2 separate regions of the Mus musculus genome follow, and region 2 is linked to region 1. The links are chromatin contacts, found by Hi-C in ENCODE. All regions are on one chromosome and are shown on one strand. The core of a region is the stretch at or near the end of the contact, and the rest is flanking DNA. Distances in the headings are between cores, read along the strand shown. Region 1 has its middle 34 kb from the start of 9130204K15Rik. Region 2 holds the start of Psme3 (proteaseome (prosome, macropain) activator subunit 3 (PA28 gamma, Ki)).

Region 1 (6,240 bases), core at 382-2,881:
TTCTCAGAGTTCTTTTACTGGGGGGCGGGGGGGGGGCAGATTTGCAGCAATGAAGCAAAGGCTATGAACATTATCAAGCTTTTGGTTCATAGTACTCAATTACTTTCAAGAAAATATAGCAAATACTACACTTACCAGGAGCATATAGAGAACCAGCCTGCTAGATTTCTTACTACCACCAAGCATATCATTAAAATGCAAGCTTTGGCCCAGCAGTATGGCTTAGCAAGTAACGGTGATTGCTGCTGAGCTTGGCAATCTGAGTTCGAGGCCTGGAACCCACACGGTGGCAGGAACAAAATGAGTCTCTCAAGACTTCTCACCCACATGTGTGCGAGCATACACACACAACAATTATGTGTGCCCCCATACACACTGTAGCACATGTGTACCTGTACACATACACACGTGTACTAGCACATGGGTGCCCTACCCACACTGTAGCACATAAGTGACTATACATATGATCACACAGATACATACTCACATACTATAGCACATGTGTACCTGCACACATACACACATACACGTGCACACACACTCACACACTATAGCACATGTGTGTCCAATGCACATTGTAGCACATAAGTGCCTATAAATACAAACACATACACATACACACACTGTAGCACATGTGTGCCTACACACTTTATCACCTATGTGCCTATACATACACACACTGTAGCACATGGATGCCTATATATGCACATATACACTGTAGTCCATGTGTGCTGAGAGGGGGGGGGGACAGGGAGAGAGGGAAAGAGAAACAGAGTTCTATAAACCCAAAGTCACAGAAAAAGAACCTCTCAAAGCTTTTGAGGTCTCTGCTGCATGTCAACCTCGGTGTGTGTGTGTGTTGGGGGGGGGACACTATGGTGCACATCACAAACTCCCCCCACCACAAGACTGAACAGAGAAGAGAAAAATTTCAAAATAGTTTAAAAAAATAAAAATAAAGGGAGAAAAGCAGTTTTTAAATGGGCCTAGGGGAGCAAGGCAGTACACATCGAGACTGTGAGCCTTGTGACAAGTTTGTGGGGCCATGCCCCTGGTTGGCGGTTCTGAGGGGACACTAATGTTTCCAGGAGGATGAGCCAGTGTGGCCAGCAGGATCTGGGAGCTGGGATCCGATAACAGTCTGCCTGGCTCCCATGAAATCAGCGTTGCTTCATTCCGTGGCTCTGTGAAGGGAAGAGAGGCTTTTAAGATTGTATTCCCACACCTACCATTTGTGAGGAATGGGGCCTGGCTCCAGAGCAGCCCTTGGGTACAGCCAGGAGACACTTTCTGGCCAGAGTGTGGAGCAGAGGAGGAACTGCAGGATATAGAGTCAGGAGGCCTATGAGCTCCTAGCAGGCTGGAGCAGAGCACTTCCTGGGAGGCTCTGGAGACTTCCCTAATGAGGCCAGGATCAAATGCAGGCTCAGAGGCAGGAGGACCTAAGGGGACTTGATAACTGAGATGGCTCTCAGAGTTTCTCAGCGAGGCCAGTGGTCATCTTGGCATCTCTGCTGTGTCTTTCCTGTCACCATCTTCTTTCTTCTCTCTTCACTGGGGACAAGGCCTGGCCACTGAGTCACCGCAGCTGACTCTTGGCGTGGGAGCTTAAGCCAGATCTTGGCCACTCTTCTAAACTGTACTTTCCAGGCATGGGGCCCAGCCTTCTGGGTTTAGTAAATGTGCTTGATTCTAACAGTACCAGCTCCCACTGTTGCATGCTATGCCTCTCTGTTTGTATCAAAGCTTCTTTTTGCTCAGTGCTCATCTGTGGCTGAGTGTGCCCTGGCATAACAGGTTTTTCTTTGCTTTTCACCTAGTCTTTGTGGAAGTATTAGTTCCAATTTTCAGGGACAGAATCAGATTGGCTCCTGTGGGCATCTCCCCGAGTGTGTGTGCGGTGGGAGTGGAGGTGGGGGTGGGGCGATGCTTCTGGCCAGAGACCAGGGATTCACTGACTTGGGAGATGTGCCAGTCTCTAACCAGTTAGCTGCAGCAGAAGCAGGCTGGATCTCCTGACAAAACTTTCTGTGTCTTGGGGGTAGGGGCTCTGATTGACATCTAAACATCCAATCAGAGACGTAAGGTAAGAACCTGAGCCGGGCGGTGGTGACGCACGCCTTTGATCCCAGCAGTTGGGAGGCAGAGGCAGGTGGATTTCTGAGTTCGAGGCCAGCCTGGTCTACAAAGTGAGTTCCAGGACAGCCAGGGCTATACAGAGAAACCCTGTCTCGGAAAAAAAAAATCTGGTAAGAGCAACTTAGGAAGGCTTTCCTTTTTGGCTCATCTTCAGAGGGTATAGCCCGCCATGGCAGAGAAGGACTGGCCTCAGGAGCCTGCGGTAGCTGTTCACACTGGCATCTTCAGCATCTGCAGCATCTGCAGCCAGGAAGCAGAGAGGGGTCAAGGAGAGGGAGAAATGTTCAGCTTGCTCTTTTTCCTTCAGTCCGGGGCTCCTAGCCTGTGGGATGGCTCTGGGAATGAGGGTAGGGCCTTCCCACCTCAACCCAGTCTCAAAACTGCCTCACAGACATGCCCGAAGGTTTGTTCTAGGTGGTTATAGATCCTGTCCAATATTAGCCACCGCTGAGCCAGTGCTTTGGACACACAGGGGTGGGGTAAGACAGAATACATTCGCTGGCTCCACTTCCCAGATGGGTGCTGGTCAGAACTTCTTGGGGTCAGTCTTAGGACAAGTGTAAGAGTAGTGTTGTCCCCAGGCCTACAGCTTCCCTTGGGTTGCTTTTTAGTTATGCCACACAGCCCTATCTGAGGGTTCTCCGAGCTGTCCTGAGCCCCCACTGCCTACTCTCCTGACAGATCACTGGTCAGCAGCTGCTGTGGAATCACTGAAAGTCTGGAAAGTTGGCTTCTTGGAACCGGGCCCCAGGGCAGAATTATTGGCTGAGAAGACAGCTGGAGGCATTCTGGGACAGTGGAAGGAGCCCCTGATTCTGGCATCAGAAAAGCTCTGGCTGTTGCAGCCTGGCTGTGTGCGGGGCTGTGGGACGAGCAGGATGAGCCTCGGGTGAGGTTGAGATTCACCTTGCATACCCTTTGTCCAGGGTCAGTTGCCCCTAAGAAACTAAGCATCTCTCTAGTATCCACCATTGACCACCCTCCTGTCAGGAGTAGCAGGCCCTGCCCATCACAGCTCTATGTCCCTCCTGTCCAGGAGTCAGAGGGACCAACATCAGTTGGTCTTGCTCCTGTGTGTAGCTGCGGTGGAGGATTCTGGATTGGTGTTATTTTGTGTTAGCTGTGTCCACAGTGTGGGATTCTGGGTAATTCAGTGCTCCTGAAGCAGCCACAAACATGGGAATAGTTTGGATTCAGTAGATGGTCTCCCCAGAAGCCACTCACAGCCTGTTTCTTCCTCCTGCAATGTAGGATGGTAAGAATACTAGAGCTGGCTGGAAACTCCAAATCTGGGCTCCAAGTATACTTTAATGTAATTTCTCAGCCAACTTATTCTCATGGTGAGGAGGTACCGCTCTACTGCAGAAGTAGGCAGGTAACCCCCTGCAGCCACCAGAACCAGCGGGCACGGTTCTAGCAAGTTAGAGTGCCATCAGAAGTCATTAGAATGGGCAGAGGCTTTTAAGAGGGGCTGTAAGGCTTGGGGTGTAACTCAGTGGTAGAACACTCACCTAGTGTGGGCAAGGCAGTCGGTTTGATCCTCAGCACCCCTAGGTAAATAGGGGTGGATGTGGCTTGCATGGCCTTTCTCCCTCCTCTGCAATGCAGCCAGCACGAGGTGGTTATAGTTTAAATGTGAAATACACCTCCCGCCCCCACCCCTGCCTCCAGGCCATGAGTTTGAACACTTTGTTCTTGCTAGTGATGTAGTTGTGGCAAAAGTAGGTTGCCAGGGTGGGTCTTGAAGGTGACATTTTTTTTTTCTTGATTCTGGCCTCAACCTCCCTGCTTCTTGATCCTCATAGCCGTGAGGAGGCAATTGCAGGCTCTCACTGCCACAGACAGCCTCTCTTGAATGCCTCTTCCTGCCTGTGGATGGCGTTCCTCACCCATGAGCTGAGGTCAACCCTTCTCCCTTAAGTTGCTTCTGCCAGGCACTCCTCCTCAGCAGCAAGGAAAGGAACTGATGCAGTAGTTGTCTCGGGACGTTGGCGGTAGATGTGACCTACTAAGGATGCTACTTAAGAAACACTGACCACATCTGGATCCCTGGTACCAACTTGGAGGAGTAGGTACCAGCTGAGCACATCTGTGTATCATTGGGCAGCTTACATGCGTGCACTGAAACCCTCGATCATGTTCATGATTGCTTTTTGTAGTTAAGTAGTCAGACTCCTATGTTATGGGAAGAGGGGTGCTGGGTTCTAGGAGAGAGGCAGACTGGCCCAGGACCTCCTAGACTCAGAACTCTATGTTGCTAGAGCCTTACTTTGCCTAGTACAATTTGTACTTTTGGGCTAGATAGTGAATTCAGTTCCCCATCCAAGGCTGAGTATAGGCTGCCTGCAGCCTTGTGTAGGCTTCCCCGAATCTCTTCCTGTGCTTTGCAGCTCCCGGAAGTCCCCATCTCAGGTCACCTTCTGGCTATCCACTCATCTGTCCCACAGGCTCAGGTAGCATAGGGTGATGCCTTCATCCCTGTAGCCCAGGTGGTGGTGGGGACAGACATTTGCTGAACTGCTTCTGGGGAGGATGACACTATTGGTATGGATACCCCTTGGGCTAGGAGAGGAAACGAGCTTGTGGGTCTAGGGTACAGCCCACAAGCAGGTCAGGAAGTGCAGGCTAGAAAGGGAGATGTTGCTAGCCCTGCTACCTGATGACTTCATAGGCAACTCTAGGGCTGTCTCTCTGGAGATAGAGCCTCTTAGAAACCTTTGAGTTGTTTTCATTTTGGATTTGGCGTTTATCTGCAGGAGAGAGGCTTCCATTGACCAGAAGCAGGGAGCTTGGCTTTGAGTTAGAGTGTTTGGAAACAACCTAACAAAGTGTTTCCTTCCCATCTCCCCTGGTGTGAAGAGAAAGGTTCAACATTTACTTCTGATTTTTACTTTAGGACTCCAGGCAGCTGTGCTGGAGGGCACTGAGATATGGCCTGGGTTTAGGAAGCCGGAGTTTCTACATCACTCACAGGCAGGGTCTGTGGGGCTCTTCTCATTTCTTTCTGTTCTTGGGTGGAGTTGGGCTGATAATCTCCCAGCTGTAACATTCTAACTACCTAGCCTCCTGAGAAGGCTGATAGAGGCTGCCAGAATGTGGAGTCTGAAGGTTTCCATCTTACATGAGAACCAGTGACATTCCCATCTCTCAAGCTAATGGAGAAGGTGGTTTTGGCAGCTGACATTTACTGGGCCAAAGCACTGTGCTAAAAGTCTCCATCACCTACCTCACTAAATGGTCACAAAGCCCCTGGAAGGAAGGGCTGTGGAATAGTTATTTTTCTATTGTGATAAAATACCATTAGCAAGGTAACTTAAAAGGAGTTTAATTGAGCTTACAGTCCCAAAGGTTTAGAGTCTGTAATGGCTCAGTACAGATGCGGCAGCAGAGGAGGTGAGCACGTGTATCTTAAGCTTCAATCAGGAGACAGCACAACTGGGAATGCTGTGAGTCTCTTGAATCCTCAGACCTGCCTCCAGTGACCTGCATCCTCCAACAAGACCACGCCTCCTCCAACAAGACCACGCCTCCTCCAACAAGACCACGCCTCCTAATCCTTCCCCAACAGTTCTACCACCTGGGGACAATATGCTGAAGTGTTTGAACATATTGGCTTATGGGAGCTATTCTTATTCAAGCTACCGCAGGCTGTTATTGTCCCATTATGCAGAGTATGCAGAGGGGAAATAGAAGCAGAACTTGGCTTATCAGTGTCCAGGTATTCTATACACATAAAAACCTACCTGCAATATGACAAATGAAATGCCCCCCTTTTTCTTTTCTTTTTTCTTTCTTTCTTTTTTGCTGTTGTTGGGTAGCTTTACAATGACAGAAAGAATAAAGATCTGGCACCTGTGAGAAGCAAGGCGAATAAATCGTTCTAATAGAGGGTGGAGCCCTCAGTGAGTGGGATGGGAGTGGTATTACTGGGTCTTCAGAATTGGAGCCAGCAAGATAACCAAGCCCATAACCCTGGCTCAGGCTTGAGTCTACAGCCTGGATTGGGTGCCCAGCTCTGTAGGGGAAGCTGTTGGAGTCTTACATCAACTATAGGGCCCATGTGGGGTCTGTCTTTGGAAGAACTACAATTATGCCCATTAT
Region 2 (6,201 bases), core at 2,119-4,618, about 21 Mb before region 1:
TGAAAACCAGATCCATCCTACTTCTCAGGGCTGCTAGTCAGCAGATGAAGTGAACTGATTAGACGGCAGCTCTTACCTTGAAAGGCCTCTTCACATTCATCCAACCTGCGCTTCTTGTAAGTGGGCTAGAAGGATGAAGAAGCAAGAATTAGTCTGCACTCAACACACATGCCCATTACAAGATACTATACAAGCAAGTTTAATTTTTGCATTCAACATGCACGGCCATTACAAGATACTATACAAACAATTTCAATTCCTTCCTGGACCCCATAGACTATCATATGAATTTCTGTGCGCACACACACACACACACACACACAGACAGCTTTTAAAAGAGGTTCTTGTCAAAAAGAAACTTGTATTCTAGTTGGGAAGGCCAAAGTTACAACTAAAAGAACACATTTTAAAAGCCACTGAAATGGCCAGTGGGTTGGCTCAGCAGGTAGAGGCACTGCTGCCAAGCCTGACGACCCAAGTTTGATCCCTGGGTCCAATGCAGCAGAAGGAAAGCACTCCCTACCCACACACTAAATAAATACTTTTTCAAGTAATGGGGAATTGGGGAAAGTTCCACTTCAAAAATAAGAAGAAAGCAATCAAGGCAGGTAGGGGATAACTGAGGGAGTATGCATGGATCCTTTGGCTCTAATATGAAGAAATTCCTGATTCAGCAATCTCAGCCCATTACCTTCTATATGGTAGAAGTAATGTTAGGAGCTAAGGATTCAGACTACTGAGGCGTCTCCTAACTGCAGGTTTATCTTGATTTTTAAAGAAAGTATCCCAGTATGTGTCCCAGCTAGCCTTCAACTTCCTATGTATCCCAGGCTGGTCATGAACACACAATTCTCCTTCTCCAGGCAAGCTGAATGCTCAGCCACCGTACTCGGCTTAATTAGTTATAATTAAGAAAGTCCTGAAAGCTAGGAATATAAATCAGTGGTACAGCATTTATAGTTTTTTTTTAAGATTTATTTATTATATGTAAATAAATCTTATATGTAAAAATTATATGTAAATACACTGTGGCTGTCTTCAGACACACCAGAGGAGGGCGTCAGATCTTGTTACGGGTGGTTGTGAGCCACCATATGGTTGCTGGGATTTGAACTCATGACTTTCAGAAGAACAGTCGGTGCTTTTACCCGTTGAGCCATCTCAACAGCCCGGTACAGCATTTATATAGCATGCACAAGACCCTAGGCTCAACTTCTAGGACAGAAAAAACAAAACAAAACAAAAAAAAACCAAGCAACAGCAACAAAATACCAAGCCACAGGAATCTAGATCAAACTATAGCATAGGCGGCGTTCTAACACAATACAGACATGCAACTAATACACTATCAGTGCCAGCTGGCAATAGCCTAGCATTTAGATGGCAGGGCAGGCAGATCTTAATGAGTCTGAAGCCAACCTGGTCTACCTAGCCTGCATAAGGAGTTCCAAGCTAGCCAGGGCTACATAGTCAGATGCTGTCTCAAAAACAAAGCAAAGAGCAAGTAAAGACAGAGACTGCAGCTGTGCAGCAAAACCAGCTGTTCCTCCCATCTGTGAGCACAGCACACTGAACAGAAAAGGCTTATTCCCAAGCAGGCGGAAAGCCAGGTAGCTGAAGGAAGCCTGTGGCTAGTTTAGAACTAATGAAAACCTGGGCTAACATTGAGAGCAGCACTAACATAACTTACCTTGCCAAAACTGAAACTAATGGTCCAAAAAGTAGCATCCTACAATCACCACACCTACAACAGAACCCCAGACCCCACAGGCAAATCCCACATACTCCGGACATCCCCAAGCTTACCAAAACATAAAATACTAAGAACACAAACATAAATGCAAGACACTCACACCATCCAGTCCATCGTGGCTATTGGTGAGGAGAATGGGGTCAGGGACTGGGAGGTTCATGTCTGAGTGGATCTGAGTTAGGTCATGGATATTTAGAATTGGTTCCTGAAAGAGAGGCATTCACCCCAAAACAGTATTAGTGTAAGTTTAAAACAAAATCAAAAACAAGGAGAGAGAGAAAGAGAGAGAGAGAGAGAGGAGTATTTCTTGTGAAATCGAAGAAAAAAAAGAATGCTTTACAGTACACAAGAGAACAGAATCAACACACAATCTGCCCCGCCTGTCACAAAGACAGGGACCAAAGAAGTAATTTAAAGAAACAAAAGTGTCTCTCACCTTCAAAAAACTATCAAGTTCTAGTAACTTCTTTGGGAAAAAATTTGCCACCAAGTCTTCTGCCTAGACAGAGAGAATACACCTGAATTAATAAACGTGGGACAGTCCCTCACTACAGATCTTTTGGGGACACCCCCAGCTATTAACCATCACCACTTTTCTCCTTTACAACACTCACCTCACTTGTGATCCGCTCTCTGAAAGAATCAACCTACAATGAACAGAGAGAGCAACTTAACACCTAGTGATACAAGGGCATGGATGGGGAACCCCAAATCCAGCTGTCTCGCCCTCACCTTGAAATTATAATTAGAAGGTGAGAGGCCCCCAGACTGCAAATACTTCATCTTTTTCAAGATCCATTTCTCCATCTCGGGAGAGGATGTTCGGGTTACAGGCCAGCACCTGTCTCCCCTTCTCTCCCTTCCTACCCACCCCTCACCTCCCTTTGTCCCTCCCTCCAGTTGTCTAAAACCCTCTCAATTTCATAAGCAGACAAAAGCCAGACTGGAAGAAGTGAGCTCACAAACGTGCCAACTCCCACCCAGACCTGGCCCCATCCTACGCAGTAAGCCAGCCTCCAAGGGCAGGGTCAGTGGCAGCGTCCGGGGGCGGGGACGTGGCTGGGCCAGGGGACTTCCACCTGTCATTAGCCTAAAGCATTGAGTTTAACACGTGTCCGCGGAGGAGTCCCTGGTGCACTCCATCACCAGAAGCAGGACAGAAAGCCACCCTATACGGTCCTCTCCAATGCCGTCTCCAGGCGTGGGGGGCTGGGTTGAGCCAGGCGGAAGCTCAGAGCTGGTGTCCCCAGGGAGACAAAGACGACATAGGGAGTGGGGAGCAGATCCGACTGCTGGGGGTTCGAAGGGAGGGATGAGGGGGCCGGAGCTATGCCGCTACCTTGAGCTTCACTTCCTGATCCACCTTCAGCAACGAGGCCATGGCCAGGCCGGGCCGTGTCCGCTCCGCTGGGTGCCGGAGGTGCTCTGGGCTCCGGGGAGGGCACCGGAGGGGCCTGAGGAATCTCCGTTGCCCTCGGGACCCGGGCACCCTCGCTGGCTTGCTCACCGCTTGCTCGTCCCCTCCCTCCGTGCCGGCCGGCCACCCGCCCGCCCGCCTGCTGGCTGCTTGCTCTCTCGCTCGCCCTCCCGGCTTTCGCCGCTCACGCCGGAAGTTGCGTCACAGCCAATCGCCGGCACTCCGGGGAGGATGAGCACGTGCCCTGCGCAGCCGCTCTGATACTCAGTTCTACAGGTTCCTGGAGGGGCTGTCGGAGCTTCCGGGCCTTGTGCCCTGTGGTGGTCAACCTAGGACAGGGATGCTGAGATCCAAACCTCCTGGGGACTCAAGAGTGATGTGTCTTATTGTCCCGGAACTCGACTTCACCGTGGGACCTCATGTGCCGGGGCTTCTGGAAGAGTAGGCGTCGCGCCCTAGTGACGTGAGCCGGAGAAGCCCGCGGCCCGGGTCCCTAGTTTAAGGTTCCGGGCTGTGACTGCTGACTCCCGCCTCCCGTCCCTCGGGCTAGTGTCAAACCGAAGACGCGTTCCATTGCACCGGGCTTTCCGGGGAAAGTTATCATAAACGTGCAGACCTCAGATACCAAATACCTGAAGGACAAATTCACGCCCAAAACAGCCTCGTGGCTTATCTAAGACACAACACGTTGCTTCCAATGACTTGACTAGAATCAAATCCTCCCAGTTCTAGAGGAAAAAGGTTACCATTTTCCTAACGCAAGTCTGAGACAGCATCTCCTCTTTCAACAATTAGGCAGTGTATCTTTTAGTTTGTGTTATTCCATGCAATCAAATGGAGTAGGGGTATGTGCTAGACCCCAGAAAAGTATTCTGGAGAGACTAGAAATGTGCGCATCATGTATATAGGGTAAAGTCTTCTAGCAGACACATTTTTTAAAAATTAAATAACTTTAGCCACTTCCTTTTTCTTTTCTTTTTTTCTTTCTTTTCTTTTCTTTTTCTTTTTCTTTTTTTTCTTTTTTTTTTTTTTTGGCGGGGGGAGGGGGGTTCGAGACAGGGTTTCTATGTGTAGCTCTGGCTGTCCTGAAACTGACGTTGTAGACCAGGCCTGGCCTCAAACTCAGAAATCTGCCTGCCTCTGTCTCCCGAGTGCTGGGATTAAAGGCGTGTGCCACCACTGCCCGGCTTAGCCACTTTCAATAACATTTATATTACAATGCAGTCAGCCTTTTGTATCTGGATTTCCAAATCACCGGGTCAACCAACTAAATGGAAAATATTCAGGAAACTTGAGCTACAAGGACCTAAAAGATGGATGACATAGTGGGAATTAAGGTACTCGCCTGTAAGCCTAGCTATGTAAATTCAATCCTTAGACACATACAGTATGAGAAAGAACCCCTGCAAGTGGTCCTATTACCTCTGCGCACACATTAGAAAGTAAGCAAGCAGCCATAGTAAATAATGACTTTAAATGCCTGAGCTTCGGAGTAAGGCCATATCTAAAAAGTAACAAAACAACCAAACAGGCTGGAGAGATGGCTCAGAGGTTAAGAGCACTGGCCACTCTTTCAGAAGTCCTAAGTTCAATTCTCAGCAACCACATGGTGGCCCATAACCACCTATAATGAAATCTGGTGCCCTCTTCTGGTGTGCAGGCATGTACACAGGCACAACACTGTATACACAATAAATAAATAAATACATCTTTTAAAAAGGAAGAAAAAACAACAACCAACAACAGGAAGTGTGATACACTGTAGTACTCAATAGCCATGTATAGCCAGCAACTCCTATATGGAATGCAACAGCTCTGAGATATAGACAATAAACAATCTGTTTAAAGTTTCTGTTTGTCACTGGTGCTTCATATTGGGGGAAAAAATGCCAGAAAATAAAGTGACCATAATGCAAAGAAATGGCAGGCAGACAATAGCAGGCAGGCAGGCAGGCAGTAACAGGAGTCTAAGATAGTCCTTCCCACTTACTCAAGTGGAAATACCACACACACACACACACCCCTTGTCCACTCACTTCTACCAGTTCACCTTTCACACTACATCCTGTTAACAGTAGTAACTTTCCATCTTACGGGATGCTTAACATCAGAATTCGCTCTCAGATTAACTTCCTTCTACTGTAACTGGGCCACTATTATGTGCGTCTTTCAGAATTCTAACTTCAAAACTAGTGTTTGTGCTTATTGAAATAATGGCTTCATGCTCAAAAACTTGCTTTGTCTTCAGATACACTGTAAGAAGGCAGACATACTTTTCCTGAAAGTTGTAGGCAGTGATCCATCAACTTACTGAGAAAACAATTGTAAATGCCTCTTGTTTTTGTGTGCTCCAGAATGGCTGGCCTTACTTTAAATTCATGTCCATAAATGTCAATCAAATGTACGATAACTCTTGAGCTCTTTCTCTGTGCTCTTGACAAGTTTTCCTCATATGTGGAATAACTGCCATGCTTTTTTTTTTTTAGGATTTATGTATTTATTTTATGTATATGAGCACACCATTGCTCTCTTCAGACACACCAGAAGAGGACATCAGATCCCATTACAGATGGTTGTGAGCCATCGTGTGGTTGCTGGGATTTGAACTCAGGACCTCCGGAAGAGCAGTCAATGCTCTTAACCACTGAGCCCTCTCTCCAGCCCCCATGGGGCACTTTCTTGATTGATGATTGATATGAAAAGATCCAGCAAAAAGTGGTTCTAGGGTTTATAAGAAAGCAAACTGAGCACGCCAAGAAGAGAAACCCAGAACCATTCTCCTGTTTTTCTCTTTAGTTTCCGCCTTCAGGTTCCTGCCTTGAGTTCCTGCTCTAACTTTCCTTCCTGTTAGACTGAAAGATGAAATAGACCCTTTTCTCCCCTAATTGCTTTCACTCATGGCTTTGATGTCAGCAGTAGAAGGGAACCAAGGTAGCACCTTAGCACGGAATTGCCAACCTACCAATACTTCCTGTCTTGCCTCATCTTCTCTCACTAGAGGAAACATCTCTCTTCCTGAGGAAGCCCATCC

Evidence for each region. A loop is a pair of places that touch in the nucleus more often than their neighbours do.
Region 2: a loop to region 1 is called in a map of regulatory T cell, with 13 times the contacts of the local background. The contact joins the promoter of Psme3 here to the enhancer-like site in region 1. A Hi-C loop is called at or near these places in 2 of 37 maps with a recorded cell type or tissue (T-helper 17 cell and regulatory T cell).

What each region holds. Positions count from the first base shown.
Region 1 is chr11:79,827,497-79,833,736 of GRCm38, reverse strand. No RefSeq gene overlaps it. Among named protein-coding and RNA genes, the nearest start is that of 9130204K15Rik, 34 kb to the right of the region's middle. Within about 2 kb of position 1,631, at least 2 of the 3 ENCODE cell types and tissues checked have a DNase peak (open chromatin) inside an H3K27ac peak, as active enhancers do.
Region 2 is chr11:101,313,380-101,319,580 of GRCm38, reverse strand. Psme3 (proteaseome (prosome, macropain) activator subunit 3 (PA28 gamma, Ki)) reads right to left here and starts at 3,368. Exons shown (of 11, transcript NM_011192.4): 1 at 3,093-3,368; 2 at 2,368-2,400; 3 at 2,190-2,252; 4 at 1,854-1,958; 5 at 77-125. The coding sequence starts at 3,134.